2 separate regions of the Mus musculus genome follow, and region 1 is linked to region 2. The links are chromatin loops, found by intact Hi-C in ENCODE. Cell type or tissue: left cerebral cortex. All regions are shown on one strand. Each heading gives the region's core, and the rest is flanking DNA. Links, peaks and the distances in the headings are about the cores only. Region 1 has its middle 480 kb from the start of Gm24651. Region 2 has its middle 460 kb from the start of Nectin3.

Region 1 (8,839 bases), core at 627-8,626, 69 kb after region 2:
AATATATATACAAGTTATTCAGTTTACTTAGAGACTCTGAGTCGAAGGAGACTTTATATCTTCATTGAGAACTTAGGTCCAGCGTGGGGTATTACTATTTCTGACATGACAATATCCATCACCATCTATGAGATTATAGAACTTTAATTGAATTTTTACTAATTGTAAATCAAATAATAATGCTATGGCAACATTATGTCCTCTCAATACATCAAGAGGACAGAATTAGAGAATGGCATGGAATTCTGCTATCCCAAGGTTTATACTCCCTAGGGTGACTCCACTCCTTCTAATTCCTATACCATTCCTTGTTGAGAGTTGAGTTTTAAATTAAAACCCATGGTGTATGTTTTACAAACTATCCTGGGTGATTTCAGACTACCTATTTAAAGTAACTGGCTTTCATTTCTCTACTGTAGATAATATTACTACACAATGGAATTATACTCTAAGACTTGAAAATAATTCAATTTTTTTAGAAACTGAATATTTATTTTTCCCTCTCACACATCTTCCACTAATCCTCACAGGGATGCGTTATTAGGAGAAAATTGAAATTTTAATATGATCGTTGTACCTGTTGTGTAGGAAGCTACCCAGTATCTGAGTTTTTTTCTTTGTTTTCAGTTTTCTTTCAGGTTATGGCATCAAGATAATACAACCACTTTGTTGAAATTTTTTTGCCAGACATTGAAGTTGTTTAAGTATTTGAAGAAAGTTACTGTGTTAGATGTTTGGAATTTCCCACCATGTGCCTCATTTTTTCCTCTTGGAACCCCCCTGAAATTGGTAAATTATGCCAAGATTGTGAGGAAAATTTTTTCGAAGTTTATTATCTGTTGCATGATTTTATTAAACACTCATTGATTTAAGTGAAAATACATTATATAAAGAAATAATAAAATATCCAATTAAAAATAATATTGAATATGCTTTTGGAGATTGAAGAATGCATTGACAGATTTAATTGTCTTGGTTTTTGTTTTTTACCCTTTATTTGTTTTTACAAAATATTAAAAATCAGATGATGGCAGCAAGAATGAGGACAAATAACAGCAACAGTGACAAGGGCCATTCAATCCAGTACCAGAGTGTTTATATGTTTGTCTTTTTGTTGTTGTTGTTATTGTTAAGACTGGGTTTCTAGCTATGAGGTAGAGCCCAGGTTGACCTTTAATTCACAATCCTCCTAATGATGTCTCCTGACATTCGAATTATGAGCATGAGGACCACATCTGGGGAAGAAAGTCTCTTAAATAGACCAAGTCAACAGTAACAGAAGACCAGGTGGTAAGAGAAGTTGTCTTTTATGTGACATTTGAGCTAAGAAAAGAGAATGAGAGTCATTTGGAAATGAGAGACCAAGAGACAGCTGCTGGCTGTTCTCCCTGAGGAGGGAGAATCTCTGAGGCAAGATATGGGATGGGGGAAGGGGCTCTAGGCAGACAAAGTCAAAGCAAGAGGCAGCTGAAAGCTTTGACCCTTGTTAAGAGTGGAGCATGTGATGAGCAGAAGAGGAACCTAAAGAAAAAAGTGGCAGAGACCAGAAAAGAGATGAGACCAAATGCTCTATTAAGTGTAGACACATCTGCCTGCTAAGTATTTCCTTTTCTTGTGTTCTCTGACGTGGACTAGAGTTGGTAGTTCACCTGTCAATGATACCATGTTTTTTGTTTGTTTGTTTGTTTGTTTTTTGTTTTTAAAGTCTATATGAAGAAAATCTTTTAAAAAGACAATCAAAGTTAACTTTCTATGAAATTTAAAATAACTTGAAAAAATTCACGTTCTAGGAATGTGGAAAATATAGTAGTTTGACTTCATCTTGGTTGTTATTGGAACTTCTAAAATGCTGTAAAGTAACATTGAAATATTGAATTTACATTATATAGAAGCTTAATAATACCATAGTTTCCAATTACTTGTAATTTAAAGGCATTTAGTAATACTTAAAACAAAACAGAACCCAACACCTCTTAATTTCTGTTAAGTGTGATTATTGCTAATTCAAGATGTTATTTTTAATGAAAGAAGCATCAAAACACAGCAGAACACCTCTTATTTACTCGAACTAGTGATTTACACAACAGCAACAGAGCAAACACTTCCTTTTAGAATCGTGTTACTGCTGTTTAAGTTTAATTCCATCTTTAACTCACCCTTGAATGTAGTGTCTATAATATTTATTAAACTCATTAGGTTCACAGTGCTTTCTGGGTATTAGGTAGCATTCAGAGATGGAAGTTACCAAGCTAGAATTAAGAAGGGGAGAATTAGAGATGCATGAAAACATAACCAATGTGACAAAACTGAGAAGGAGAAATTAAAACTTCATGTCACATGTCAACAGTGCCATCAAAGACATATGGATGCAGAAATCCCAAAACAGCTATAAGAGGGGAGGTTCAAATTCAGCTTTGGTGGAAAAGAAAGGATGAGACAAACAGAAAATGAGAAGAATACAGGCAAGATTAAAGCAGTGGGGCCTGGCTACACAAGGTTAATAACGAATGTTCCAGCAGCTCAAACAATGCATATCAACAATTTTAAAATTCTGTTTCTATGGTTCTGTATCTCTATAAAAGAACATACTGGAGTGTAAGTAGTCTCCAAATTGTCAACACATCTCTCCTTGAACTGGGGAGGAGGTGATGCCTCTGAGCTGAGAGCTGCTGCCTTGCCCTGCCAGCCACTTCTTTCTCTCTGTCTCGCTTCACTCTTTGTCTATCTGTCTGTCTGACCATCTCCATTTCTCTCTGTCTTTGAGATGAGTGTCTTACAATATTTCTCTGTTAATGCCTGAACTGATTACTTTCTCAGTCCTTCAACTCAATTCTTCCTCCTCCTTCAGCCTCTTCGGAGTAACTGGAACTACAAATGTGGGCTGTGGAGACTAGCCAATTTCTAGCTGACTTCTTGTTGCTTCCAATGACTGCTCTCTGGGTTTCTCTGTCTTCCTTGAGAGGGGTGGGGTCCTTATGAAAGGCTTGATCTCAGCTTCCTGTCTCTCACTTGAAACCCTTTACTCTGATGGTAAATGGCTCAGTGCAAAGTGCATATATTAACCGTAGCACTCTGCACAGTTAATACTAAATAGAGAATCCCTTGAGTCCAACCCATCATTACCCACTTTGCAATATTAGTCTAGAAATAAGGCAAAGGCCTGGCCCAGTACCAGGATTATACAGATTTGAATGAAACTACCCAGTCTTGTTTCAAGAGGATTTCTTACTTCAGATTCTTTCATACGACTAATGAAACAGAGCTAGGTGAGAGATAAAACAGACCACCTGGCGTAGCTCACTGTGAAGATCAATAACATTCCACAGACAATGTACTGAAAGAGTGTTGCCTATTTGAGTTTGTTTGATTTTCTTTTATCTTATCTTGTCTTACTGTTATTCTTCAGATGCCTGTTCATATTCTAATAAGAGAAAGGGTGTAGATTTGCATGGATGGTGGGAAGGGAGCTTCTAGGAGTTGCAGTAGAGGAAACCATAATCAGAATGTGTTGTAATAAAAAAGAAATCTATTTTCAATAAAAGAAAGAAGTGTAAAAAAGAGCACTGTGCTGTATATGCAGCCACACCAACCAGACAGAATTCTCTAAAGGATGGCAATGACTACTTCCTCCCAACTGTGCACTTCAGAAGTACAGCCAAGACTATGTGGGTTTGCTATGAGCACAATGCAGGGAAGCAGGTGGTGCTGGGCAGTCCTTTAGACACTGGATTTCTCAGCCAACAACAGCCTGGCCATGTGGTTCACTCTTCCACCCTCTCTAACATGTTCTCATTTTGGGATGTTACTATGTGTGGGTTGCAGAAACCACAAATCATTGCAGATCATTGTTTCTTCCTGACTTTTTAGGAGAAATTTTTCTTTTTCATTCTTTATTTAACCTCTTAATGTGTGTTCCATTTACTGAAACCAAGGGCCATCTCCTATAATAATAATATTTTCGTCAATGAACATGTCATCTTGGGTATGTGCTTGAACAGTAGGAGGGGAAATTAAGAAAAACACATACCCAAATTAATATTCCAGTAGATAATCCCGTTTACATCACTAACTTAGAGTAAATGTGAGTGATCCAAGAAACTTAAAGTGAGGATGAAAGCTAGCATGTCCTTTGAATAAATCGAATGGGGTTAATTTGAGCTAATTATTTAGTTTACAACTTGGTTCTAAATAGGGTAGTTCATTTCTTCGAGTTTATATTACCAAAACAGAAGAACAAAACAAAATAAGGGCTTCTGGCTTTCAGTGAAAATAATTATACAAGGTTCTTAATTCAAAGCCACAAATCTTGACACTTGTAGACAGGTGGTGTACTTTGACTCTTTTCTATATAAGAATGGTTCTTTCTGCAGTCAGTTGCTGCCTACTTGATTTAGTGCTGAAGTTTTGGACCATCTTATTCAGTCAGTATAGTATCGCATCTTGGTAGCAAGTGCATCACACTTATTACAGAAAGTTTCAACAACTACTGTTTGTTTGGCAACAGTCCTCACAGTGCCTCTTGCCTTTTTCTAACCTCCAGAGCCCTGCAAGGTCCTATTTCCTGGCCATAGATTATACTATAAAGCACAACCATTGAATATTTGTTTTGTGTTTTTGAAATAATCTGCATTTTACAATATATGTTTCTGAGCCCCGCTCAAATGCTGAGATGCTACAGTCTCATCCCTCATTCTTTAATCCATCCATGCAATGCTCTGTGACAGACTTCAACATAGTGCCAATGTCAAAACACTACCTTTTGCCTGAAACTTATGTCCATGCGTTTTCAAGAACTGTTCCAATGCAAATCATCCAACTCATGGTAGACATTAATAATAGCAAGTGATAACAGAGGAACCTCAGCTGAAAAGTTAACAAGTTTTAGACAATTTAATGAGTCACATTTTGTGTAAGAAATATTTATTTGCTTGAGTCCCTGTCAACACATGCTCAAAACCTATGAGTAAGAGCAGATGTGTTCTCCATAGAAAAATAATTGATGAACATCTTGGTGATTACACATTTGATGGCTAAAAGACATTGCAAGGGATCTAGGAGAGGAGGAAGGTATCACTTTGTCAACAATTGGCCACTTCGGTAGCAGTGGGCATTCTCCACCACCTCCCCAGGAAGTTCATGGGAAGATAAGGTACTGCCTGAAAGAAGAGATTCATCAGAAGTAACTTTCTCACAGAGACCACCTGCCTTAGGATGTTTTGCTTTCTGGTGTTTCTTGCTGAACTCACACATCTTATTGTCTCACTTAGTGATGGCAGAGTCCATCATTTGAGATAGAGGGAATAATAAGAAATCATCAGAGTAGCTCATTTGCTTCCATGTTCTATACACGTCAATTAATGCAGAAGCTTCACATCACAGGGATTTAGAAATGACATTGACGGAAAGATTGGCCCATTGGTCGTGCAAACTGTATATGCCTTAGTACAGGGGAATGCCAGGGCCAAGAAGTGGGAGTGGGTGGGTAAGGGAGTGGGGGGAGGGTATGGGGGATTTTGGGATAGTATTGGAAATGTAAATGAGGAAAATACCTAATAAAAAATTAAAAAACAAAAGAAATGACACTGATGCCATTAGGCATTTCCTTGCTAGCAGCTGAAGTTCCGTTATCCTGCTGTCTCTGTGATGCCACCTTACCACATGTAGCCAGTGGTAGCGACCAAATCTCGGGTGAACATAAAGTGGCAGCAACTGGGATCAGCACTGTGATCATTTTCCTGTCTTTCTTCCTCCAATTTACTGTATTAATGATCATAAGATGCCTCATTTCTGAAAACATACACTAAGAGAAACTGAGACAGGAATGCTAAATGAAAGCATCTAGGGGCATTTATTTTATGTAGCAAAGATTGATATTGGCATACTGTATCCTGGTTGTAGATTTGGGCAAAGAGTTTCTTCAACATAATTGGGGTACTGAGAAGTTGCCCTCCTGCAAAAGTTTACTCTGTCCTGCTGTTGTGTGATGGACAGAAGTGAATAAACAAAGAACCAGTGACAGACCAAAGCACATACACTACCAAATTCCAAACAATGGGCTTTATTAGAGTTATTTATAGGAACAGAAATTAGTAAAAGATAGCTATATTACTAAAGGCCTCCCACACATGTGTGACAGTTAATGGATGCTGGAAAACCTGGAGTACTCTGACTGAAATCTTCCATGTTATCACCAAACACCAAATTATCAGCTTCTATTTTATACCATTAATTTGAACTTCCTTATTGCAGAGCAATTTTGTGTATATTATCCTGTATCTAATTATCACCCCTCTGTTTATTCAGTTATTTTGTTTATTTTTAAATCTGTACTTACTTGGCATTGTTGTCTTGAAAAATTACTTTATTCCTTTAAAGTGTGTGTGTGTGTGTGTGTGTATGTGTGTGTTATTTTGTTGTTACCCATGATGGTGGGTGACCTGGAACTGATCTCAGATCTTTTGCAAGAACAGCAGTTGCTCTTATTGACTGGCTGAGCCACTTCTCTAGACCAGTCACTTTTTTGGTAGCTACTTATATATTCATGATTAAAAACCCTGTCAGATGTGTAACAGGCAAATTTATTCTCTCCATTTGCAGGTTGTCTTTTGATTCTGTTTTCATTCTGCTCATATAAGTTTGATAAGCAAAAATCCAGAAATAATACATGCCAAGTTCAATTTATCTCTTGTTTTATTAATTGTTTGGTTCCACATCTTACCATGGGATTGAACACAGCATCATAAACAATAAACAATAGTATATCTATATAGCATTTTTACAGAAGGTGGAGATGGAGGGAGGCATGGGATAGGGAGTTGGAGCAAAGGTTATATTTTGCTTCGAGAAATTGTCTAATGTGGTTAGTCCACGTTCTAAATCTACAGTGTCTGCTGCAGATTCAGACAGAAGATAATGTTGAATTTCAAGTTGGGAGGTCCAGAAAATGATCAATGATGCCACTGGCTCTGAGGTGGTTTGCTGCAGAACTCCCGTGGTCTCAAGAGAGACCAGTCTTGTTTTCAGATAAGGTCTTTCACCAATTAGGTAGCCTCATTCACATTACTGAGAACAATCTAACTTTACCTCAAATTCACCAATCTAAATGTTGATTTCATAGAAAGAACACTCTCACAGAAATATTTACTATCAGAGTCTGTCAAAATATCTGTGCATGGTGGCTCAGTCAAGTTGACATGTAAAATTAACCTTGACTAGCCAATAAAGTACTCTTTAGCAAACCAAAGGATATATGTATGTTTGCTTTAAATTTTTACTTTGTAAAAGCATCCTATCTGAAGTATGTTATTTATAAAAGAGAAAACTCTGTCAATAATAAAATCCCCAACACACCCAATGTGACTCAACATTTAAAAGCTTGTTTTGGTACATATTATCAAACTGCATCAGGAGACATTGTAGAAGACCAATGGTGGAAACGAAGACTAAATAAAATAGAATAACTAAATGATTGTAGAAATGAAAAAAATATAGTTTAAAATGTAAATTTTTGAAAATTAATCTATGCTATCCTTTAATACCTCAATCAAGATTTTTTATTTTTTACTAAAATTTAGGGATCAATTACCAACTGACAAGAATATATAGATACGTTATGCTAAAGGCATATTAAGTCAATATAATACTGGCACGCGTGCACGTGCACACACACACACACACACACACACACACACACACACAAGCAAAAGCAGACAAAACCAAACCAACAACAACAAAACCGAAAACCAGTTCAGACAACTAAAGAATTATTGACAGTGTAGAAATGAAAAGCACTTTGCCATACATTGAATAAGATTGACAGGGTATCAGACGGAAAGAAAGTATCTGGTGTAGGATCATTGGAAAACTCACTGTATACCTGTATGTAATGAAAGCAGAACTTTTCCTTACAACCTATTTAAATATCAAGTCCCTAGCAATTATAGACTTATCACTATGTGTGGTGTTCCATGTCTGTATTTCCAGCATTTGGAACACTTCTTGTATAAGTCCAGTCTAGAATACATAGTGAAATCCTGTTTCAGAAAACAAAACAAAACAAACAAAACAAAACAAAACAAAACAAATGACTAACAAAGAACTAAATAAACAAAAAGCCATGTCTTGGGAGTTTAATATAAAATTGTTAAAAGAAAATTAAGGACATGTCTTAGATGTATTACATCAGGAAAGAATTATTTAAATACATTTAAATACATGCTTTAAATCTCATCATCTGCTTCAAATGGGAAGATGTTACTTCTTACAACTAAGGAATTCCTATGGTAAGCACACACACACACACACACACACACACACACACACACACACACACACATACACACATATACACACACTCCAATATGCAGAGCCTAGACAAAATGCTAACTAACAATGTGCATTGGTCATATTCAACCCCTACACTACCTTATTTTATCAGTTTGCTCCTATATCTTAACTTTCAAAGTTCCCATGCCTTTTCAAGTAGGGTGTTTTTTTTCTTGCAGATAAGAAAGAGGAATGGAAAATAATGGGAAAAAAGTGAAGCATACAAGGAATTATTTATTCTAGCTAGCCAGTATAAAAAGACACACTATCCTGGCATTTAATTTATAAGCTGAAAACCTAGATTGGGCAGATTTTGAGCTATTCTAACTTGCATCCCATTCATATATCCCCCATTACTTGCTGTTCTCCCAACCACATGCTTGTGGTCCATCTCCTCTCAGTGTGACTTTCTCCTCCCTTTGTCTCCTTTCCTCTTCTCTCCTGGTCTCCTCTCAGACCTCTCACTTGATCCTCAAGTCTTGGCCAATCATAGGCTCTAATCTTTTATTAACTT
Region 2 (8,839 bases), core at 555-8,554:
TAAAGAGCAGCCCTATTTGAAAACCATAGAGACAGCACCTTTCTCACAATGGAGAAGATAGGTAGATGGCGTAAGGAAGAAGTTAAGCACATGACACTTATGGGATGCCTATTTGGAATCCTGAAGATGCCATTGGGTATATAAGATGGCTGTTGAAGAGATATCTGCATGCGAAGTTTGACTTTGGATGTCTTTGGTACACTGTGCTTAGATTCATCAGAGTGGTTGTGATCATCAACAAGGGAAGTTTAGATAGGGAAAAATAAGTCCCAAGACTCATCAATGATGTTAGGATTCTAGGAAACAGAGAAGGGGTGGGAAACAGAGAGCAGTGCAAAGAAACCTTCAGAGATGTGAGGAAGAAATGCTAAATGTGGTGTCCTGTAGGCCAGCACGGAAATCTCACAATGAATCAGGAGTGATTCAATGCTTCAGGTGCTGCTGAGAGGTCAGGTAAGATGCATCAGCTGGAGCATATTGTCTAGCTAGCTAGAAATTATGTTTGAGCAAATGTCAGAAAGATAAATTAAGCATCTGCTATCTTTTTTTCCTACGTGTAATGTCAGGGGCAAATAGTGTAGATAAATTCTGTGGACAAAAAAAAAATTATTAGTCCTAGTTCCATCCCAAATAAATATACAAACTTCTAAACATACACATATTCTGTTCTTTCTTGAGTGTCATGATGATTATTGGTAGAAACACACAACTCTCAGCTCTCTCCTCAAATGGACTTCCAGGTAATATCCCTGTAAAAGGAATGCAGGGGTGTTTCCTACAACCCATGATGTGAGAGGGAAAGACATTGGAACATGGATACTTATGTAAATTTCAGGATGTGTTATGTGAGAATAGCTAAACAAAATTTCTTTGTTTCTTTCTTTCTCTCTCTCTTTTTCTTTCTTTCTTTCTTTCTTTCTTTCTTTCTTCTTTCTTTCTTTCTTTCTTTCTTTCTTTCTTTCTTTCTTTCTTTCTTTCTTTCTTTCTTTCTCTGGCTCTTTTGATGCTATTGACTTTATTGTTCCCTTAACTTATTTCCATTTGCCCTTCCTAAACAATTTTCATATTTTATACACTCACAAACAATCCATCCATTTACATCTAACATAATACTGCTTACATCACTACCTTCAACAGAACAGTACAATATAAACCCCAAACAAAGCTCAGATGAAACTTGTTTCATCATTTATACAGTCACAGGTTTATCAAAGGCACATTGTTTAAATGGCTTCTTTTTTTCTTATCCTTCCATTTTTGTTATTTCAATCTCAAATAACAAGTCTTTCCACCACTCAATATTTTCCCAATTTGCATCAGCTCTCAAGGATTTTGCAATATTCAATATCAATGTAATATAGAAAATTGTCTCTCTTCCTCTTTCTTATATTTGCATGAGAGTTCTCTATTCCAAACAAATTTCCTTAGCTATCCTCTAGTGGATGTTTGTGTTTCACCTTATTTTGTTGAATCTACTGGATAGACTTCAAGAACTTGAGAAGAAAGGCCATGAACATTAGAAATTATTTTTTATGCATGCAAGGAATCTCACACCTGTTAGAAATTCATCATCATGGTATATTTATACTTATGTCAGTGATATTGCTAGTGTTAGAAGGTTTTATAGTTACTCTTGATATTGCAGGATTATTAAGAATGAGGCTTACAGTTTCTTTGAGACAAAAATCTTGCATTGCAGTTGAGACTTGTTTTGAGCTCACTCTGTAGCCTAGGCTGGACTACACCTCATAATCTTCTTGCTTCATAGTCTTAAGTGTTGTGAAAATAAGCATTTGACATGACATGTGGCTTATAAACACAGTTTTGAATTGCATTTCTTCTAAGATGCACCCTTGAGACAATATCAGCCAAAAAACCCTATTTTTTTTCAAATCACTGGTTCCCAAATCATATGTGAATATTTCTTTACAGTAAATATCCAAAAAACATAGATTAACTAAAGTTAAACAGAAATCTTTTGAAGTACGTACAACTGTTAAATTATCAGAAATCCAAAGAAGAAATAGGTTAATTGTTGCCACGATGTTACAATCTATAAAATTGTCTGAATGAAAAATTACTTTCATAATAACAACACCCCACACACACACATAACCACACCCATACCCACACATACCCACATCTATCCCCCCACACAACCCCCCACACTCACGGGGACACACACACACATACACACATTACATGCTTATTCACTCAAACACACAAATCACATTGTTTCTGGGGTTCTTGAATCTAGTCCTCATGCATATAAGACACATACCGTGTCGGTGAAGTCAGCTCCCCAGCCCCCATAGTAGAGATTTTTATAGAATCCTATATAAGTAAACAGACTACGGAAGTCAAAACAGCATAATAAATTCAAATACTGATTAGATAATCAATGAGGCTAAGAATTTAATACACTATTTAAAATTTTGAAAATGGTATCATGATTACACTTTTAAGAGTCCTTATTTTGTTATGATTTAAAGATATGATATATAGGATTTAAATTCAAAATAATCTAAGGTTGAAACAACGGGTCCCTGGTATTTGGTTTTTGTTTGTTTGTTTGTTTAATTCTGTTTATTTTTTTACAGTCCAGTTGTTACCCACTACACTCCAACATTTCCACATCCTATTCTTCCTATCCTCTGTCTCCAAGATGATGTCCCCACCCCCATCCCTATTCCCTGCCCCCATCCTACCAGGACTCCCCACTCCCTGTGGCCTAAAGTCTCTTGAGGGTTAGGCCTGTCTTCTCTCACTGATGCCATACCAGGTAGTCCTCTGCTGTATACATAGGGGGAGGGGTTTGTACCAGCTCTTTGCTATGCTGCCTGTTTGGTGGTTCAGTATCTGAAAGATCTCAGGGATCTGGGTTAGTGGAGAGTGCTGGTCTTCCTATAGGGTTGCTGCCCTCCTCCTCAGCTTCTTCCAGCCTTTCCCTAATTCAACCACAGGGGTCCCAGACTTCAGTCCATTGGTTGGGTATAAGTATCTGGTCTGTCTCAGCTGTTTGTTGGGCATGTTGGAGAACATCCATGCTAGGCTCCTGTCTGTAAGTTAACCATAGCACCAGTAATAGTGGCAGGTCTTGGAACCTCTCCTTGAGATGGATCCCAAGTTGGGTCAGTCACTGGATCTCCTTTCCCTCAGTCTCTTCTTCATTTTTGTCCCTGCAGTTCTTTTAGAAAGGAACAAATCTAGGTCAGTGTTTTGACCCCATCCCTCCACTTGATGTCCTTTCTTTCTGCTGGAGGTGGATTCTACAAGTTTCCTCTCCCCACTGCTGAACATCTCATCTAAGGTCCGTCCCTTTGATTCCCTCTCACCTCCCAGGTATTTGGTATATCCTAGAGGGCTCCCCCCCTCACCTCCATGAGGCAAAACTGCCTTTGCCTTCATGGGTAGTATTCACTGTAGCGTCTGTTATTCCTGAGGTTGCCTGTTTCCATTCTTTCTGCTGGCCTTCAAGGCTTCTCTCCTGTTCCTCCCCCCAATACCTGGTCATGTCCCCCCACCCTTTTCCCACCCACTTCCCTCCCTCCCTCTACCTTCCATGATTGCTTTTTTTTTTGTCCCTCCCAAGTGGGATTGAAGCATCATCAATTGGGGTCCTTGGTATTTTTAATGTAAGACTGACCACAAAGTGACTAACTGATAGACTATCTGATAGGTATATGATGATTCACTATGTTATTTAATCATACGTGTGTGTGTGTATGTGTATGTTTAATGTATATACATGTGCAAACATACTTTCAATCATATATATATATATATATATATATATATATATATATATATATATGTATATATATATGCTGAAAGCTTACATATTTTATATCTCCTAAAATGAAGAAAAACTGCCTTTGCCTTCATGGGTAGTATTCACTGCAGCATCTACAGAAGGCCCTAACAGTTGTATAACTAACTATTTTATGTCAGACTCATCCTCAGCTCCTCCATAACACCCTATTGACTGAGCCAAGAATCTCTGATTCATCCTTTTCCTCCCCCTCATGGATGAGTAATTTGGACTGGATTTAGAGTGATGTTACTTCAAGTTCAGATGATAAACTCTTAGTAATATTTTGATGCTTCGTTTCTTGCCCAGAGTGTTTGGGCACAAGGTAGGGGTGAGAAACCCAAGTTTCCAAACTTTGGAGATGTGGTTTCTGCTTCTTGGGCCACTTCTGCTGGCTCTACCCCATCTGCCAGTGTTCCTTATAAGAAACAGCCCCACTCTTGTGTTTGATTCCAATTTCTTTGTAGCAACACATGTTTAGGTTATTTTCCATTATAAAGTTTCCTAACTACAAATATAACCATTTATCTCAATATAAACTAAGGGAAAATATAAATATGTAACTAAAGGAAAAATTTGTCAAGCTAAGTTGTGGTTCATGGGGATCATTATGTACTCCAGAACTGTGGTGAGCTGTGACTTACCCCATGGTCATTTACAAACTCTTGGTTAAAGATGACTTTATAGTACTCCAGGAAGACTTCCTACTCTGCATCCTTCTCCACAACTGGAAAAGTAATATTTTTCTGAAACGTCACTTCATTTCTGACTAAATGATGGTCTTCTTCCGGGTCTTACTGTGACCCAATCCCTAAAATCTTTTATGCAATGTAGGCAAATCCACTCCATGCTTTACCTTTTCTCTCTTGTTACCAAGCACAGCACACTCACATTTGTAAGCCACTTCATTTTCTTTTTTAAAACAAAGACAGAAATTAATGTATGGAAACAAAATAGTTATAAACATATAGAAAATTTTAAAACAGAAACTCTCATAACTTCAATTGCTGATTCTGGTACCCAGAATTCATCAAAGGACTTATCATTTTATCACATTGTAGTTTTTTATTGGGTATTTATTTCATTTACATTTCCAATGCTATCCCAAAAGTCCCCCACACGCTCCCCCACCCACCCACTCCCACTTCTTGGCCCTGTCGTTCCCCTGTACTGAGGCATATAAAGTTTGCACGACTAATGGGCCTCTCTTTCCACTGATGGCCGACTAGGCCGTTTTCTGATTCATATGCAGCTAGAGACATGAGCTCCAGGGGGGTATTGGGTAGTTCATATTGTTTCTCCTATAGGGTTGCAGATCCCTTTAGCTCCTTGGGTACTTTCTCTAGCTCCTCCATTGGGGGCCCTGTGATCCATCCAATAGCTGACTGTGAGCATCTACTTCTGTGTTTGCTAGGCCCCGACATAGTCTCACAAGAGAATGCTGAAAGCCTATTTACTCTGTTGGTTTGAGAATGCTTTTGTTAGTTCACAACCCTCTCTGAATATCTCATATGCAAGGGACATACCCAGAACTCACCTGCTCTCAAACCCCCTCCAGAATTCTCTTCTTATTAACTGAATAGTGTTGAGCTGTCATATCCCTTGTGAGGGAATTGTTTATGTTAGCATTATAGAACTAAAACAGCCATGCCTTTAAAGTTTAAAGACTCATTAAGATAATTTATCAGGCAAAATTTAGAGATCTCTTCATAAATAGGTAGACTGGTAGACAGTATGCCTTTAGAATTAAACTATTTTTTTATTTGCAGGAAAAGACCATTTCCAAAGTTTTTATCATCATTTTTCCCTTTTGCTTTGGCTATTTATTGAGGAAGTCATTAGCATGACCTCCTATTCACCTCTGCATTGCAGCTTCATCCAGCATCTCTCCAAGCTGATTATCTCTTTTGAAAATGTCTTTGGAAATTTGAGGGCAAATGTAGCTAGTTCTGAACAAACTCCTTTATAAGCCCTGGGCCATAAAACAGTTGATGTCTGTTACACAATGCTGGCATGTAAAGTAAATTGTCTCAGAATAATGGGTATATGTAAGAAAATGCTCAGAATAAAAATATCAGTTTTCTGGTATCCACTATTTGACCATGCGCTATCGACTAGAGGCAACTGTTAAAATTCTACAGTAGGGCTTTGTCTCAAGCACTATAATGATAACATTCTACTGGGCAATAATTGCAATTTCATAGTTCATAATGGATTTCACAGTTGAGAGCGTTAGACTGTGAGAAGAGGATCCTGACTTGGCTACTTTTATGAAAATAATGATTACTATTACCATTTCATTATATCCCGATCAACATCTATCAAGAGATTGGTCTATAGAATTAATTAGCAATTTTCTTTCATATACCCAAAAGTTATTATTCAAAGGGTTTTGTATGAATTCTGAAAAAAATCTTAAAAAATTTAACCAAAAATATATTTTGTAGGAATTTAAATAATATGAACTTTCACAAATTTGATAGGTTAAATATGAACTTCATATTGGATTTTCTGCAGTATTTCTTTAAAACATAAAGAGAGATTTTGGTAATGGAAACTGAATTCCAGAAGAAATAAAAGTCTTTGGGGTCTTTAAATAAGTTCAAGGCTGTAGGCTTAGACAAATTATGCTAGAAGCTAATGAGTCTCATCTGCCCATTCTAAACACTGAGAACTTGGAAGAGGTTTGTAGAAGCTATAAATGGGGAAATGCAAACAGGAAGATGAGTATTCCATGGGCTTTAGACTGTCAGTGACTTTAAAGTCCTAGGCCAAGCGTTTAAGGAAAAGAATACTATGACATAAAATGTTGATTTTTTTAAAAAAAGTAATGATTCCTGAATGTTTTGTTTTATTGTTTTCATTGCATTTCACACACACACACACACACACACACACACACACACACACACACACACACAAACACACACACACTGCATTTTTCTTTCTTTTTCTTTTAAAGATTTATTTATTTGTTATATATAAGTACACTGTAGCTGTCTTTAGACACACCAGAGGAGGGCATAAGATCTCATTACAGATGGTTGTGAGCCACCATGTGGTTGCTGGGATTTGAACTCAGGACCTCTGGAAGAGCAGTAAGTGTTCTTAACTGCTAAACCATCTCTCCCGCCTCACAGTGCATTTTTTCAATACACATAAAATGTCCTCTTTATTCTCCTTCCTTTCCTCCCTCTCCATTGCCTTCCTTTACCTCTGCTAAATTGACCCATTTAATTCAAACTTATGTCAAGATTTGAAGACAGATTTATTTATTGGTATAGGTCTTTAATTCCAGGTTTCTTAAAGGACAAGGCAGGAACATTTTGAGTTTAATATCTGTCTGAAATCTGGAATGTTAAAGAAATATTTTTGATTATCAGAGTGGGTATTAAAAACTTTGAAGAATAGGGAACATAGAGTAGAAAACAATGGAAAATGGCAACAATGAAAACTTGAACAGCACTGAACAATTATAAACATAGATTGGTTTAATAGATTGACTTCTCTGAATATAGGAATAATATTAATATACTTAGTTAAAATATATCTATGCTTTAAAAAACTTGTGCCAACCAGAGTAACAGTGGGTTAGTTGTGGCAAATAAATCTCTTTATGTATCAATTCTCTTTGATTGTAAAAAACAACCCTTGAAACTTGTGATAAAGATATCCACAGGACTTATGTTTTTTATATAGTATTCCCTAATCAGTTAATGCCAATCAGATCTGCCAGACAGGAGAATTGCAATATTAATGCAGGAGTATTACCAGTTGCATTGGCTGCATTGTAGGAAAGTGGGTCTTATCATCATTGTGTCAGAATTGTATGGCTACACTGTACTTTATCAAAATTCTACTCGAAACAAACCAATCCAGGCAGATGATATGATTTCAAATTTATAGTGAGACCGAGTGTGTTCCCCCTAGATTCATGTATTGGAGGCCTAATTTTCTGAGTGTCAGAATGTGGATACATTAAGGGATAAAACCTTGCAAAAATTATTTACCTAAAATGATACCAGAAAGCCAGGCTTTATTTCAGTCTAACAGATGTAAGAGGGACTGTAGACAGACAGACACTGGGGATACATGTACACACACACACACACACACACACACACACACACACACACACTATGAACTTAAATCAGAGAACAAGAAGGCATTCGCCTGAAAACCAGTAATAGAAACCTTAGGAAGAACTGAAGTGGCAGCCCTGACAATCCTATAGAATGTCTTTTAATATTACATTGTATAAGTTTAATTAGGAATTTCATCATTCGTAAATCAACAGATCACACATCATTTTGAGTCATATTCAAGATCAGTGTTATATAAACCACAATTAGAGAAACTAAACGGAAAAGGCTGAGGAGAGAATTCAGTTGGTAGACTGCTTGACACAGGCATCTTGAGTTTGCATTACTAGTGCCCATATACCAAGCAGAGCCTGATGGGTGTGGAAGCTAGTTCAATTGGTGATCGCCAGGTTCAGTGAGAGACACTGTCTCAAACAATAACTTGAAGAATGAATGAAGAAGATATTTAACATCTACTAGTAGCCTTCATAAGTTTGTGCGCACATGCGTGTAGGCACACACACACTCACACACACACCACAACCATATCACCACTCAGCACCACCACCACCAATTTCTTCATAGTATGTTCAAAGCCTTCTCTATCTAAATATGCTCTCTTTTGTCTTGCACTTACAACCCAACACTAGATTCTCTCTCCTTTTACTTGAATTCTCATCTATTTTTGATCAGAAGAAAGAAATATATCAAGAAACCTGTTAAATTTAACCCGACAGCTGTCATCTCCTTTACTATGCTTTTGCTAAGTAGCAATGATGATTCGCTAATCTTCAGTTCATTAACAGAGGCACATCAGAGAGCTTCTCCTGGTGTCCTGGCTGGTTCCAGTCACTTCCACTGACTCTTGCTGATATGGTGGAGGCCTGGCTGTTTCTGCTGGATCATGCAACTGCTGCTGATTCATGTTTGGTGTTCTGTCACTACT

The links. A loop is a pair of places that touch in the nucleus more often than their neighbours do. Peaks named below come from ENCODE experiments on the same cell type or tissue, not always from the same donor. Only the 100,000 strongest peaks of a DNase experiment are listed, where the experiment ranks them.
Region 1: it touches region 2 in a loop (3-fold over the local background); 2 of 42 quality-filtered maps call a loop at or near these places.

What each region holds. Positions count from the first base shown.
Region 1 is chr16:47,022,467-47,031,305 of GRCm38, forward strand. No RefSeq gene overlaps it. Among named protein-coding and RNA genes, the nearest start is that of Gm24651, 480 kb to the right of the region's middle. In left cerebral cortex, for the core only: no CTCF peak of the experiment used is centred there; a DNase peak (open chromatin) is centred at 3,712.
Region 2 is chr16:46,953,186-46,962,024 of GRCm38, forward strand. No RefSeq gene overlaps it. Among named protein-coding and RNA genes, the nearest start is that of Nectin3, 460 kb to the left of the region's middle. In left cerebral cortex, for the core only: no CTCF peak of the experiment used is centred there; a DNase peak (open chromatin) is centred at 4,021; H3K27ac peaks cover 368 bases.